2 separate regions of the Mus musculus genome follow, and region 2 is linked to region 1. A link is a loop called in an ENCODE intact Hi-C map of the cell type or tissue named here. Cell type or tissue: left cerebral cortex. All regions are shown on one strand.

What was found. A loop is a pair of places that touch in the nucleus more often than their neighbours do. Peaks named below come from ENCODE experiments on the same cell type or tissue, not always from the same donor. Only the 100,000 strongest peaks of a DNase experiment are listed, where the experiment ranks them.
Region 2: it touches region 1 in a loop (3-fold over the local background); 11 of 42 quality-filtered maps call a loop at or near these places.

Annotation. Positions count from the first base shown.
Region 1 is chr15:80,702,909-80,710,908 of GRCm38, reverse strand. No RefSeq gene overlaps it. Among named protein-coding and RNA genes, the nearest start is that of Tnrc6b, 4.4 kb to the left of the region's middle. In left cerebral cortex, CTCF peaks have their summits at 1,066 (motif pointing right), 4,417, 4,624 (motif pointing left) and 6,381 (motif pointing right); DNase peaks (open chromatin) are centred at 4,855, 6,421, 7,187, 7,813 and 5 more places; H3K4me3 peaks cover 1,355 bases; H3K27ac peaks cover 2,879 bases.
Region 2 is chr15:81,195,166-81,203,165 of GRCm38, reverse strand. No RefSeq gene overlaps it. Among named protein-coding and RNA genes, the nearest start is that of 4930483J18Rik, 8.3 kb to the right of the region's middle. In left cerebral cortex, CTCF peaks have their summits at 1,754 (motif pointing left), 3,374 (motif pointing right) and 4,535 (motif pointing right); a DNase peak (open chromatin) is centred at 3,400.

The sequences.
Region 1 (8,000 bases):
CCCCAAGCTCCTTTCACCATTCGAGACTGCACTAATAACGGAATCTATACGTGCAGGCTCCTTGATTTATCCCCTCCGAATTGCTGAGTGTGGGTTGGTTGTGCGTCATTGGACTGTCAGGGTGTCGCTCCCAAGTCACATCCTTAAGCTATTGGTGGATCAGCCAGAAAGCGGCCAACAACAAGGGCCCATGCCATTGGTTTGATTCCACTGTTTCCCCCACCCCCCTACCCCGGCCTCTTATTGGGCACTTCCGTGTTGTCCGTCAGATCCGGATTCTCCACACTACGTTTTGGCTGAGGAGCGGGGCATCTTTAGTCATTGAAAGTTGACAGTGATAACTACTATCATTTATTGTATTTTATTCCAAATACGGTCCCCAATTCTTTACAGAAACTATTCTGATTAAACAGTAATTTTACAGGAAGCAAAGCCAAAAGAGGTTAAGAGACTTATCCAAGGTCACCCATTTAGAAAGAAGTTTTGGGACATAAGGTGGTTTCTAGGCCTGTCTGACTCGTTTCTATACATGCCTTAGTATCTCTGAATAGTATCCGTCCGTCAACCCAGTATCTTAAAACTGTTTCCTTCAGAACCTAAATTACTCAGTTTCTGGCAATTAGAAACCTTGTCATTAACATTATTGGAGACTAACTTTAGAAAGATTGTCATCATATCCTCCTAGGCACCATTCTTCCCTGTTCTAAGTTAAACAGTATATTTTTCCTGACAAGAAGCACGTATAAAATCTATATTCTGTTTCTTTGTCTTTGTAAATGGTCATTTTTTTACCATACTTATGTGCCCAAGCAACACTCATACACACCTCTGACCATCTTTAGCTTGTTCCTTTGAAAGAATAAAGAATTCGAAATTAGGAGAAATTAAGTCTAGAGTGAGATAAAGAATCCATCCCTTTAGAAATAATTGATTGCATGCAAATGGAACAGTCCTCTGCCTCCAGGAAAGCTTCCAGAGCCGCTGATGTCGAGCAAGCCATGTGTGTTCTCCTGGCTTCTGGCCACAGGATTCTTTCTCTGTGACAGCTTTAATGGAAGCGACTCCACATTTCAGCCAGGGGAGGGCAGAATGCTTAAGACCCACTGCCAGAGTACCAGCCTCCAGCCTCTGGGACCGAAACGATCTCCAGGAACCTATGCTGGACTCTAACCCACATCTGGGCATGTTAGCGTATTACCATCCCAAATCCCTGTCCCTTGTAGGTGAGGGGGTTCATAGCCCTTGTTCCCCTTCCCTATCCAAGCTGTTGTGTAATCTCACTGGCACTGGCTTAACAATGAAACAGCCATTGTAACACAGCAGTAGGCTCAGCACTTACACCCTTCCAGCAGAGGAAGACAAGGTATTTCACAAACATCAACTAAGAGCAAATGGCAGGTATTCCTAGGATAATTCAAGGGCAGGAGAGAAATCATAAGTCAAAGTCTAATAAAGGACCTAAAGAGGTGAAATCTGATGACTCCAAGCACAGAGTTCACACTAGCGTTCAAAACAGAGATCAGAAACCAGAAAACACAGTGAGAAATGTCAAGGGTTCAGACCTTCCCAGCCTTCAGAGTTGATTGTTTTTATGTTACTTAAAAATATTTACTTCTATGTTTATTCACATGTATGTGCATTTGTATCTATGTTGAGTGTGTGTGTGTGTGTGTGTGTGTGTGTGTTGCCATGGAAGCCAGAAGATGACTCTGGGTGTCCTGGAACTGGAATAGAGTCCATTATGAACGGCCTCCAGCACTGATGTTGAGAATCAGACTCAGGTCCTCTGGAAACACAGCAAATGTTTTTTAACCGCTAAGCCACTGTCTCCATCACCTCAGTCTTAATCCTCAAGATAATGGTTGGTTTTCTATGAATTATTGGGCAAATCCCTGTTGTAAGTTCTTTGAAATAGTTTTCTTTCTTCATCTTGTGTCCCTTGATATCGATCTGTCTATAAAAGATTCCCCCCAATAACTTATTGTTCAGTAATTACATAGTGAGTTTATTAAGAACTTTCCTAAGGTCCAAGGGTGGCTCCACAGATTAAAAAAAGAAAATCTCCTTTGTGCCAGGGCCCTCACTGTTGTGGAGTAGGCAGCAGGTAAAGCAATCACAGTGAACTGCTGGAGACTGTGTCCTGGGAGAACGCCGAAGGACTGGGGACCCAGTCTGGGAAGGATGTGGTTCTTGACTTTCAAGTAGAAGTTACATCTATAAGAACTACGAGACATATGCGGTTAGCCAGGGAGAGATTGGTGACAGGTGGTGACCTGGTAAGGAGAGGAAGAGGATCAGGAAAACCATAGGAACATCGAGGAGTAGCCCCAACTCTGCTCTTCCTATAATCCATGTCTTTGCTGTTTCCATATAAGATTGCTTTTCTGACAACAATATTAATGTTGAAAAGCTCAGTATAAGGATATAGACTTGTGAGCTGGTTGAAGACGGCTCAGCGGGTAAGAGCACTGACTGCTCTTCTGAAGGTCCTGAGTTCAAATCCCAGCAATCACATCGTGGCTCACAACCATCTGTAATGGGATCTGACGCCCTCTTCTGGTGCATCTGAAGACAGCCTCAGTGTATTTATTTATTTATGGAGTGAGCAGGGACTGAGTGAATGGGGCCAACCGGAGCAAGCAGAGGTCCTAAAAATTCAATTCCCAACAACCACATAAAGGCTCACAACCATCTGTACAGCTACAGTGTACTCATATACATAAAATAAATCTTAAAAAAAAAAAAGGACATCAACCTGTAATCCTAGCATCCAGAAGGGGGTGGGTAGAGTTCAGAGCCAGCCTAGGATATATAGTAAGACTTGGGTCTAAGAAAAAAGAAATCTAAAAAGTAGTACTGAGTAAATGGAACATTTGTTCAAGTCAACACTACAGAATGTTTTAAAGTAGGAAATAAACATTTCCCACAATGCTATCCTATAGCCTCCCGCTCACAGAGGAGTGTGCCTTCCTGCAGACTTTCAGGAATAGAAAAACACAGGTTTCATCCTCCAGCAAACAGTGGAATGTGATGGATGCAGTCTTGTCTGGGAGCTGAGATCCCTCATTCCCGCAAACTACGGCCTTGGCCAGAATTTCTCCTCCTATCCTATACAGCTAGGAAGGAAGCCAACAAATCAATAACATATTTATGATGGGAGGCAAAGGTTTCAAATTCCTACTGGAGTCAACGTCAGGATTTATAGGCTTGCTAGGCCTGGTGGGACAGTAAAGCTAATGAATTGGTCCAAGGTGTTTTCTGAGCTCCCTCACTGTCATTGCCAGCGGCTTCCTAGCAAGCTTTGGTGATGGCAGAATCAACTGGAATCCAGAAAGGCAGTCCAGGCTAGCATATTCTCTTCATTTCCTCTCAGGATGCCACTTGGAGAAAATGCTCTTTAGTTTGCTCAAACCCACCCAGATTTGAAGGCAAAAAGAATCCTCAAGCCGCTGCACATTTGTACACTGGCCACGTGCACCGTGTTCTTGGAGCCCTGTACTATTCTGGGAGCTTTGTATATGGTGTTCTGTAAGTTGGCTTTCTGCTGGAGGAGAAGGCAGATTTAATGAGTGATAGCCGCCTTGGATGGCTACCAAAAGCTTCCCAGCCATTCCCCAGCAACAGACTTCCTTTATCTCCCTTGAGAGACTGTGCTTCGGTCTCTGCCCTTAGCCTGGACAAGAGCCAAACCAATAGGAAATTTTGCAAAGGATTCTGCAATGACCCATAGGCCTGGGGCAGTTCTAGCCAGCTGGATCGATTCCAGTTCTGACTTCTGCGGCACAAGCGAACACCCTCCATACTCTGGCCTTTCAATGCTCTGAGACTTTTGGCAAGATGTGTAAAAGAGTTTGTTAATTCTTAAAGCTCGTAGCAATGAGGTGATCCCCGTAAGGGATCCTAACCCAAAAGTCAAGGTGACAGCTGACAGCTGATGCTGGAGCATGGCTGTGTTGGTGACCAATAACCAGGAGCAATGGGGTAGGGGGGAACAAGCTGGAGGGTGTAGATGACAGAGGACATGCTCACAGGCTTTTATTACATGTGTGGTAGCATTTATTATGCAACAAAAGCCCTCGAGATAGACGCTGTGTCACTTCCAAATCACCTGTAGGTTTTTATGACTGCGTTTCCTGAAAAGCAACTCCGCTGAGCAGTGGACGTTTGACCCTTTTGGTGTGTTCGCCGCTTCTAAGACACAAAAGAGCAGTTCACACACACCCCTCCCCCACCCCACCCCCCCCATCCTGTCGTTGACACACGCTGTATGTTAGACACTGTACTGCGGGCTTTGCTTGGATTACAGCGGTCAATCTTTCCCACAATAGCAGTTCTCACTTTCCAGATAGAAAAATAGAGGTTAGCCAATTTGTTCCAGGTTACCACAGGGAGCAGCTGAAACTAGGCAGTCTGACTCAAAACGAGTGAGCTCTTGCTCATGAAGCTACGGTGACCAGAGAACTCGCGTGCCGCTGGAGAGATAAGTCCCTACTGGAACAGTTGACTGGACCCATCCACCCCCAACCCCCACCGCAGCCCTAACTCCCAGTCACCCTGTTGTTTCCCTACAAACTCAGGTGAAAAAGGCAGGCATCTTCCTGGCTAAGTTACGCCCCCTGGTGGCCTTTCCTTGCATTCCAACTGGGACCTGATTTTCTTCTTCAAAGATCCTTCCTTCCCTCCGGGCCCTCGTCCCAACTTCTTAGATAATAAATAGCCTGTGGCTCTCTCCACCTCGGTCACTGTACCCTCCTTCTCTAGCTCAGGATTTCATTAATTCGACTGAAGCCGGTTTCTCTAAGCTCTTCTCTAACCTGTTTTGTGGCCAAGATCCAAGAGACTTTCCCAGGCCCGTTTCCATGACTCCCCCACTACGTTTTACTCTGAGATTTCGCTCTTTCTTTGCTTCCCAAAATAGCCAGCCTCCCTCCTACCTCCACAACTGTTCATGAACTTCCCTTGCCATCTCTTTCTGTAGGCCCTTTCCAAGGACCTGCGTGTTCTTCAGGCTTTTCATGGGGAAGCGCTAGGTCCTTATCCTTCCTTCGCCTCTAAGGCCACTAGCCTCTTTGTGCAGGAATACATGTATTAAGTCCGATCTGTTACTCTTGACCCTAAGACAATGATACGACCTAACGTTTTTTAATTTTTAAATACAGGGTCTCAGCTGGGCAGTGGTGGCGCATGCCTTTAATCCCAGTACTTGGGAGGCAGGGACAGGCAGATTTCTGAGTTCGAGGCCAGCCTGGTCTACAGAGTGAGTTCCAGGACAGCCAGGGCTATACGGAGAAACCCTGTCTCAAGAAAACAAAAAACAAAAAACATGGTCTCATGTATCCCAAGATGCCCTTGATTCCTTTTGTAGCTACTAAGAATGACCTTGAACAACTTCTTCTTCTTCTTCTTCTTCTTCTTCTTCTTCTTCTTCTTCTTCTTCTTCTTCTTCTTCTTCTTTTTCAGTTTTTCGAGACAGGGTTTCTCTGTATAGCCCTGGCTGTCCTGGACTTCTGATCTTCTTGTCTACTGCCTGAGTACTGAGATTATGTGCGCGAGCCATCATGTCCAGTTTATGAAGTGCTAGGGGGGTCAAACCCAAGGCTCCATGCATGGCAGGCAAGCACTCCACCAAGCTTCATCTCTAGCTCAAATATAACATTTTAAAGCAAAGATTTCTGCCAGTCATGGTTGCCTACATAATTTATAAGGCTGGTATGGACGGAAAACTCAAGGATTCTTATTTTAAAATTATTAAGATTTCCAAGATGGGGTACTAGCAGAATATTAAATATGGACACAGCTTGAGTTTTTACATTTTTATTTAGAACTTTTTTTGTCTTAGTTACATATATGTATATGCAGGTGCATGTGCCTGCAGTGGCCGGACGAAGGGCTCCGAGCCCCTGGAGCTGTAGTTACGGTGGCTGGGAGTTGCCTGATGTGGGGGCTGGAAATCAACCTTGACTCTTCTGGAAGAGCAGCCACTGCCCCAGCCCTGAGATTTCACAGTTTTAAATGACTAAAAGAATCATAATACTAACACGTCTTGGGCATTCTCGACAAGTACGTGAGGACATCTCCAGTACCCATGAGTTTTATAGAAACTCAACTGTGAACACTTATTTATGTATGGTGTGTGGCTGCTTCAGTGTCACTCTGAGGTCAGGACAGGCACCACATGTCTCAAAAGCCTAAAACTTCTTTTTTTTTTTTTTAAATGTGGAACACATTTTCACTATGCAGACTGGCAACAATCCTCTCTGCTTCGGCCTCTCAAGTAATGGGATTAGAAGTGTGCACAGTCAGGTTTGGTCAAAGGTCAGAGTGCTTACTCCTCTGACCCTTTGCACACAGAGATGGATGCTGCAAGCTGGGAGCTGGCCACAAGGTGTCAGCCGTTCTCCACCAATGCCTCTATCCACGCAGGCTCCTCAGGACTCCTGGGGAAGGCTGGAGGCTCCTCCCAGTATAGTAGCTGTGAGGGTAATCAGGCAGCCACTGGCAGAGAAGATCGGTGAACACACCTGAGGGAGCTTGAAGTTTATTGGAGGAGTAGGGGTGGGGGGTAGAGTGGCATGGCGAGGGAGGGGGGGATGGGGGGGGAGAATGCCGAGCTGGTGTGTCACCGAGTTGGCTGGCTTCTCCACAGTATAGAAGCCTAGCTTTTGTTTAAGCTGTATTTTGTACTTATAGAATTCTCTCCAGACAAGAAGTTTTTTTTTTTTTTTTAAAGATTTATTTTTTATTTATTATATGTAAGTACACTATAGCTGTCTTCAGACACTCCAGAAGAGGGCGTCAGATCTTGTTACAGATGGTTGTGAGCCACCATGTGGTTGCTGGGATTTGAACTCTGGACCTTCGGAAGAGCAGTCGGGTGCTCTTACCCACTGAGCCATCTCACCAGCCCCCGACAAGAAGTTAAAATTATCCATCTCACCCAAAACTATCACTCTAGAAAAGTGAGATTTTTTTTCAGGAGACCAACTACGCTGGCTGCCTTCTGAGGTGGGGGCATGATACACATGGAGAGCACAGGTCCCTGTCCAACTGAGTGACTTCAGCAGGCTTTCTCTTCCCTACTTTCAGAATCTGGGCCTTGAAACTCGCTCCAGGTGAACGAGTACTGAGTCCAGTGTGCAGCCAAGAACCATCAATTTGACTAACTGCCAGGGTAGGCAGGTGCACAGGAGAGTCTATCAGAAAATACTTGTGGCAGCTCCAAGCCTGTAGCTTCTTATGCTACATGCTTTGCCCCAGGTGGGTGTTCTCCATGTGACATATAAGGAAACCCACATTCTACAGGCCAGCTGGGCCCTTAGCAGACAGTGCCTGGGCCAACCTATTCTACTTCATGTCCCACAAAAGACACCACAAACAGCACAAATCCACTTGGCTTTCATTTCTTTTTCTTTTTTGTTGTTGTTTTCGAGACAGTCTTTTTCTGTAGCTCTGGCAGTCCCGGAACTCACTCTGTGGACCAGGCTGACCTCGAACTCACAGAGGTCTGCCTCCCTTTGCCTCCCAAGTGCTGGGATTAAAGGCGTTCATCACCATCACCTGGCTTGAGCCACTCTGCTTTCAAACATTGCCTTCTTCTGTCTCCCTGGGTCCCCACGCCTGGCACCCAGGAACCATCTACTTACTAAACAATTCACTGCAGACAAGCAGTGAGCTGCCTTTCCTTATCAACTCTCCTAAGCTCCAGGCCATATCCAAGGGAGTCAAAGCTGCTGATGGGGAAATTTAAACCATAAAGCAAGATTCTTGGCATACAATGGATTTTCCCCTTTTAGAGCCACGGGCACCGTGGGCATGCCTTCTGTTCTTGTCTTTTGTGCTTCTCCTCCTGCAGGCTCCCACATGTTTGCTGGCTTCCATGGCAGGTCCTAGCTTATCTCCGATGACATAGGCTCCTGTTCCCAGAGCTGCTTTTGGGTATCTTTAGACACTGCTGTAGTTTCTAACCACTTTCCTGGATAAAAATTTCTGTCCGAATGGCC
Region 2 (8,000 bases), 490 kb before region 1:
ACATTTTCACGTGTTTTTGGTGACTGTCTTAGTTGGGGTTTCTATTATTGTGAAGAGACACCATGACCATGGCAACTCTTTTTTTTGTTGTTTGTTTGTTTTTGTTTGTTGTTGTTGTTTTGAGACAGGGTTTCTCTGTATAGCTCTGGCTGTCCTGGAACTCACTTTGTAGACCAGGCTGGCCTCGAACTCAGAAATCCGCCTGCCTCTGCCTCCCAAGTGAGAGGGGATTAAAGGCATGCGCCACCACGCCTGGCTTCATGGCAACTACTGTAAAGGAAAACATTTAATTGGGACTGGCTTACAGGTTCAGAGGCTTAGTCCATTATGGTCATGGCGGGAATTATGGCAGTGTGCAGGCAGACGTGTGCTGGAGGAGGGGCTGAGAGTTCTACATCTTGATGCAAAGACAACAAAGGTAAAACTGAGGCACTAAGCAGGCTTGAGCTTCTGAGACCTCAAAGCCCACCCACTTCAATAAGGCCACACCCACTCCAGCAAGGCCACACCTCCCAATAGTGCCACTCCCTGTGAGCCAATGGGGGCCATTTTATTTTCAAACCACCATAGTGACCTAGATATCTCTTTTTGGTAATGTGTTCCAATGTTCTATCCATTTAAGAAAAGTTGGAATGTTTAATGAGTTTTTAAAAAAAAATTGGCCGGGCAGTTGTGGCGCACGCCTTTAATCCCAGCACTTGGGAGGCAGAGGCAGGCGGATTTCTGGCCAGCCTGGTCTACAGAGTGAGTTCCAGGACAGCCAGGGCTATACAGAGAAACTCTGTCTCGAAAAAAAACAAAACCAAAAACAACAAAAACAAATGGAGGTGGCGGTGCTGCCATGGGGATGGCTCAGCATGTAAAGCTTGTATTTGAGTCTAGTGACCTGAGTTCCATCCCTAAGATTCACATGGTAGAGAGAGAGAGCTGACCCCTGCAAGTTGTCTTTGACCTCTATATGTGTGCCATTGAGCGCGCGCGCGCGCACACACACACACACACACACACACACACACAGACACACACATTAATTAATTAATTAATTAATTAATTAATTAAACCAACCTACAAACCCTCAATGACATTTTTGGGGCCAACGAGATGGCTCACTGAGTAGAGGTGCTTGCAGGCAAGCCTGATGATGTCATTTTCATTTCTGGGATCCACATGGTGGATGGGGAGAACTGATTCTTGCAAGTTGACCTATGGCCTCTCACCATGCAGTATGTACCAAGTGTCTCCTCAACACAATCATCTTTGAAACACAATAAAAGATTTTCTCAAAAGCTCTTTGTGAGTCCTTTACTGGGCAGTTGATTCTCAGATGGCCTTTCCTAGGCTGTGGCCTGTCTTTTCTTTCCAGTGCGGAGATGGATCCCAAGGCGTCAAAGCATGCTGGACAATTGTTGTGGTACCAAGCATGGCCTCCAGCCCTGCTTTTGACATCACCTCTAAGAAATCCTTTCCTAATGAAGGTCACAAATATTCTCTTCTAGAAATTTTGTAGTTTAGGTTTTGGTTTTGTCCCCTCCCACACACACCCTTTTTGTTCTTTTCACTTTCTTTTTTTTATAGTTGTGGCCATCCTTGATGTTGTTTGTTTGTTAAGACAGAATTTCTTGGGGCTAAGAGCACTGGCTGCTCTTCCAGAGGTCCTGAGTTCAATTCCTAGCAACCACGTGGTGGCTCACAACCATCTGTAATGGGATCTGATGCCCTCTTCTGGTGTGTCTGAAGACAGCTACAGTGTTCTCATATAAATAAAATAAATAAATGAATAAATCTTTAAAAAAAACCAAAAACCAAAAATAGTATTTTGTGTCGTGGATGTTTGCATTAATTTTGGCTTGCTGAAGTGTTGCAGTGAAATCTTATGAGTTTTGATGACTGCGCTGTTTCAGCGTGTGCTTTAACTGTGGCCCTGAGTCTCCCTGCCTTGCACTACTGCAGCTTGGGCAGATTTCATTTAAGAGAAGAAAACCAACCAACCATCCACAACTGTGGCTGTATAGATGGCTCAAGGAGTAAGAGGACTTGCTGAGGGTGGACCAGGGTTTGAATCCCCAGCGTCTGGGTTTTAAAACAAATCTGGATGTGACCAATTGTGCTTGTGACGCCTATATGCTATGTAGGGGAGCAGAGACAGGTGGATTGCTGCAACTTGCAGTCCATCATCAGCCTAGCTCCAGTGAGATGGGATAAAGTGGAGGGTGATAGAGCAGGACACAGGGGTCCTCCTCTGATCTACACATGCACACTCACACACACACACTCTTACACTCACACACACACACTCACACATACACTCTCACACACATATACTCACACATACACTCTCATACACTCACACAGTCACACACACTCACACATACACACACAGACACACAGTCACACACACTCTCACACATATACCCTCACACACATATACTCACACATACACTCTCATACACTCACAGTCACACACTCACAATACACTCTCACACTCAGAAATACACATAAATACTCACACATACACTCTCACACATACACCCACACACACTCACACATACACTCTCACACACATATACTTACAGATACACTCTCATAAACATTCACACACACTCATACATTTACACACTCATACATTTATACACATACACACACACACTCACACCGACATACACACACACTCACACAGAAATGCACTCATAAATACACTCATACACACTCACACAAACACACTCTCACACACACTGACATTCACTCACCCACACACACTCTCACACACACATATACACACATACTCTCTCTCTCTCTCTCTCACACACACACACACACACACACACACACACACACACACTTTCTCTCATACATACACACACTCACACATACATACACTCATACACAAAATCCTGTTAATGTTCAGTTTAGTTTATTTATTTTTCAACAGTGTTCCCTTATTTAACTGGCTGGAAGTCATGCTATAAATCAGTTTGCCTTGAACTACTGCAACCCTCCTGCTTAAGTCTCCAAGTGCTGCGATTTCATGCCTGAGCCGAAACATGCAACTTTCATGTTTGTCTTTACTTTAGCTTTTCTTGGCTGTTGTTTCTACCTCTTTTGAAAGGACTAAAATGTTAATAATTTTAAAAAGATGTGGGCCCATGTGGTGGTGGTGGTGACACACAACTTTAGTCCCGGCACTTAGGAGGCAGAGTTAGGCATCTCTCTCTCTGTGAGTTCAAGGCCAGCCTGGTCTGCAAAGTGAGTTTCAGGACACCCAACCAAGGTTACACAGAGAAACCCTGTCTTGAAAAACAAAACAAACCAAGCAAAAAAAAAAAAAACCCAAACCCACAAAATTCTAAAAAGATGTTGTGATCATAACCACCAGGGGGCGCCAAAGAACATCTTTTAAAGTAGATCTCTGTAGATCTCTGTAGTTAAGCGTTCCTCCAGCAAAGACTCTTCCAGTTTGGATTCCTTCACTCTTCAGACGAAAACTCATCCATTTTGTGACTCTCTGGAGGCTTGGCTCAAAATACACAGATCAATGTAAGAATATGTTTTAGGACAGAAGGCTTATCTAGCTTGCATGATCTCTACCCTGGTTGAGCAAGCAAAACGGAAACAGAAACAAAAATATCAGCATAGAAAACAAAAACAAAACCACCCTACATCTGTGTTCTTTCCTGAAGTCCCCAAAGAGAGCCAAGCAAGGGACTGGTGGCAGAGTTCTGATTCCTAGAACCAGGGTTAAAAAACACTGTGTGCCCTTGGGAGATGGAGATACTGCTTGTGATGATAAAATAGACTCCAACATTTGTGCGTTTGCCTGGCTCATGTAATTCAAGTGTGCAAAGTATCTTGTAGATGATACTTTGAAATTTGTCCTGTCTTGGATCTTTATTTTGTCCCTGCAAACTGGGACACTTGGTCACCTTACTTGTTTGACCCTCTGCGTTTTCTTATCTGTGAGATGGAGGTAAGACTGAAAAATGGCGTTGGGGACACAGAGAGACTCATGGGTGCTGAGTAAGATATAGATCCCAGGCTAGGCATGGTAGCACATACCTTTAACTCTAGCATTCAGGAGGCAGAGGCAGGTGGGTCTCTATGAGTTCAAGTCAGCCTGGTCTATATAGTGAGCTCTAGGACAGCCAAGGCTACACAGAGAAACTCTGTTTTGAAAATGAAAGTAAAATAAAATAATAAAAAGTGTTTGAAACCTACGGTATTTCTTGATAACAACAGGAGTCTAGTTGTGTGTTTTTGTTTGTTTGCTGTTTTGTCATTGTTGTTTTGAAATTTCTGTGTAACCCTGGCTGTCCTGGAACTTACATTGTAGACCAGGCTGTTCTCGAACTCAGAGATCTGCCTCCTGAGTGCTCGGATTAAAGTGTGCACCACCATTCCTGACTCCAAAAACATTATAAATAGAGCCTTGTTGTGTTGTTATTGTTCATTTAGTTAAAGGATTTTTTTAAATTATGTGTAAATGTGTATGTGCACTTGGGTGCAACGCCTGTGGAGTCCAGAAGAGGGCGTCAGGAGGTTGTGGGCTGCCTGACAGTGTGGCTGAGGCCCTAACTCAGCTCTGCAAAAGCTGTGTGTTCTCCAGCCCCTGTTGTTTGTTTTGAGACAGGGTCTCATTATATAGTCCTGGCTGGCCTAAAATTCACCATGCAGACCAGGCTGCTCTCAAACTTGCAGCAATCCTCCAGCCTCAGCCTCCCGAGTGCTGGGATTAAAGGCCTGTGCCACCACGCCCAGCTGTTTTTGTTGTTTGAAACATGATCTCCTGTAGCCCAATCTAATAATTAGCTGAGGATAGCCTCAAGCTCCTGATCCTCTCGTGTCACCTCACACAGGCCACACAGCAGGCAAAAACTCTTTTTAATTGACACACTATAATTGTATATATTTATGGTTTACAGTGTGATATGCCATCTCAGATATACAATGTGCAATGCTTAAATCCAGCCAACTGGGTTATGTATTCATCTGTCTGTCTATCCATCCATCCATCCGTCGTCCATCCATCACTTTGCGTTAAGAACATTCAAAGCCCTTTCTATCCGTTACTCTGAATCATTCGATTCATTGTTGCCAGCTACAGTTTCCCTACTGTGCTATTATGGGAATACTAAAAAGTGATTGCCACTTCTCAAGGATGATTTCAGAGCAAGAGAAAGGGTTTGTAGATCATAGGGGGAAAATATGTCTTGGAATATAAATCAGTGGCAGAACTCCTACTTGCTTAGCAATGTCTGAATTTGATCCCCTACAAGTGAAAAAAAAAAAACAAAACCAAAACAATAAAAAGGCCATTAAGCTATAGCCTCGGCTCCCCAAATCCATTTCACAGTCTTTCCAATCCAGCCATCAGACTATTGCCTGGGTGTGGTGGCTGTGATAGCACCCACGATCCCAGGACTCAGGACACAGATGCAGGCTGAGTGCCGTGAGTTCAAGTCTGGCCTGGGCTTGCAGAATGATACCCTGTCTAAAAAAGCAGAAGCACAGTCAACAACAACACATTACACACACACACAAACACACACACACACACAAACACACACAGAGAGAGAGAGAGAGAGAGAGAGAGAGAGAGAGAGCGAGAGAGAGCAAAGCTTTACCAGGTAACTCTTATCTTAGTTTGGCTCCCACCCTCAGGAGCACACAACACTTCACTTTAGCACTCTTTACTTTTGACATCAGGACCTCAAACAAGCATTGGAGCTCTTATCTCTCCCAAAGCAAAGCAGATATCTCCCTCAGACCTGCCCTGTGTTTACAGAGCGCTCGGAGCTAAATGCCCCACCTCAGTGCTGTCTATCAAACAAACCTGCCAGTGGCTTTTCTGGACCTCACCAGATTCAAGCTCTCATCCGCATCACGTTCACAGCATGGCCGCTGCACGTTGTCTGTAGAGCCTGTTTGTAACGATGGCAAAATTTTTTTTTTAACGCAGGATCTCATGACGTAGCCCTGGTGGGCCTGGAACTCACTATGTAGACCAGGTTTACCTGCAACCTGGAGTGATAGATCCTCCTGCCTCTGCCTCCTGAGTGTTGGAATTAAAGGCATACATTATCTACCTTGCCCGGACTATTTTATCTTTAAATATTTCCTTTATCTCTCTCTTTGCAGCCAATAAATACTTGCCAAATTGTATGCAGGATTCTAATCTCTGGTTTTGCTAGTGTTTAGCTTTGTGATTTTGGGCAAGGAATGTATGCACCTTCACTCAGCCTCAGTTTCCTTATCTCGAGTATGGGGATCATAACTGCAGTAGACTATCACCAGGGTAAACCTCATCATGCCCTTAAGGACTTAGTTATCACCGAGCACTGCCGAGTGAGAGCTATATAGTGTCAGAGAAAACCAAGGTTAAAGAAATACCTGAGGGCTTCCTGGAGGCAGTGGGATGAGTGTTGGGATTTGAACCCAAGGGGAGGAGGGGACTTTGCAGGCATCAGGACCTACCTGAATGAGAGGGAAGCCACAGAAAGGCAAAGTGTGTGCGGAGGACAGCTAAGTCAAGACCTAGAGAATAGCCTTGGGGGAATTACCCAGGAAGAGAGACAGAGAAGAAAGGAGAAGTGGGTGTGTTTTCTAGGCATATGGAGCCCAGGTTGGATGTGTGGGATCCGTGTCCAACAGTCTGTCAAGATGTCCTGTCACTGGCTTTGTCTTTCAGAAGTCAGAAGTGGTGAGATGATCGTATGGAAAAAGCAGGTTGCTGCGCACCCTGCATCTCAGGAGGCAGAGGCTGGTGGATCTCTGTGAGGTTCAGGTCAGCCCGGTCTACAGAGGGAGTTCCAGGCCAGCCAGGGTTAGACAGTGTCTTAGAAAGACAGAAAAAAATGATACTTGTATGCTGGTTATTAACAGGCTAAATTTAAAGTCTTACATTTGTATTGAAGAATTCATCACAGGGACCATGATCGGAGGCCCAAAATTGGATGGCTTGTCTATGAGGCCACAGAGTACTGAGACAGCACCCCCCCCCACACACACACACCTTCAAAGAGTTGAGAAAAATGTAAGAGAAAACCAGGCATGGTGGTGTGTGCCTATAATTTCAGTACTCAAGATGGACCAGGAGGATTAGGAGTTCAAGGTCATCATTGGTTACACAGTGACATCGAGGTTAGCCTGGGCTACATGAGACCACATCTCAGTCTCCTCTCCCAAAAAGAAAGAGTGAATTTAGACTAGTTTGTAGAGAGAGAACTAGAAGGAGGTGGAGTGGAAAGAACTGCTTTTCAGGTTAGTTTGAGCCAAAGGATCAGTATAGTCACCCAGTTTGTTGACAGATATGTAAAGGTATAGCTTGCAATAACAGTTGAGACCAGTCATCTAGGAGGGCCATGTCCTCACTGTCTCCTGGCCACACCCCGTTATTTCACTCATTACATTTGTCAATGGTAGAAAGCCCAGCTCTGGAGGGGCAGCTGGCATCGTCTCACATCACCTCAGCCCAGCACATTCATTCCCCACGCAGCTGCCAGGGATGCTCCCCTGCTAAGGGGTTTCCCCTGCTGCCCCCAAATTCCCAACTCCTCCCAAATTCCTCAGTTAAAGAGAGCTGCCTCAGGGATCATCACTCCCTCAAGGCCCTCAGCCAGTGACTGAGACACTGAGACACAAAAAGTTTCCTGTGTTGCAGACCGTTGGAGCTCTCCCCCTGAGGATTGGGGCCAAGACAAGCTCAAGCTAGGGCTTGCTGGGTTCGTTCCCTTCCCCTGTGTTGTTCAACTTCCTCTTCAGCCTTTTTGTTCTCCCTCAATCAATTCTGATTACAAGCTCTCTCTTCCATGGCTCTCTCTCTCTGTGTCTCCTGTGTCTCTCTGTCTCTGTCTGTCTCTGTCTCTGTCTCTGTCTCTCTCTCTCTCTCGTGTGTGTGTGTGTGTGTGTGTGTGTGTGTGTGTGTGTTAACTTGGGGATGTGAGTATACAAGGCAAGTGCTCTACCAATGAGTTCTATCCCAGTCCCTCTGTCTGCTTTGATGTTGC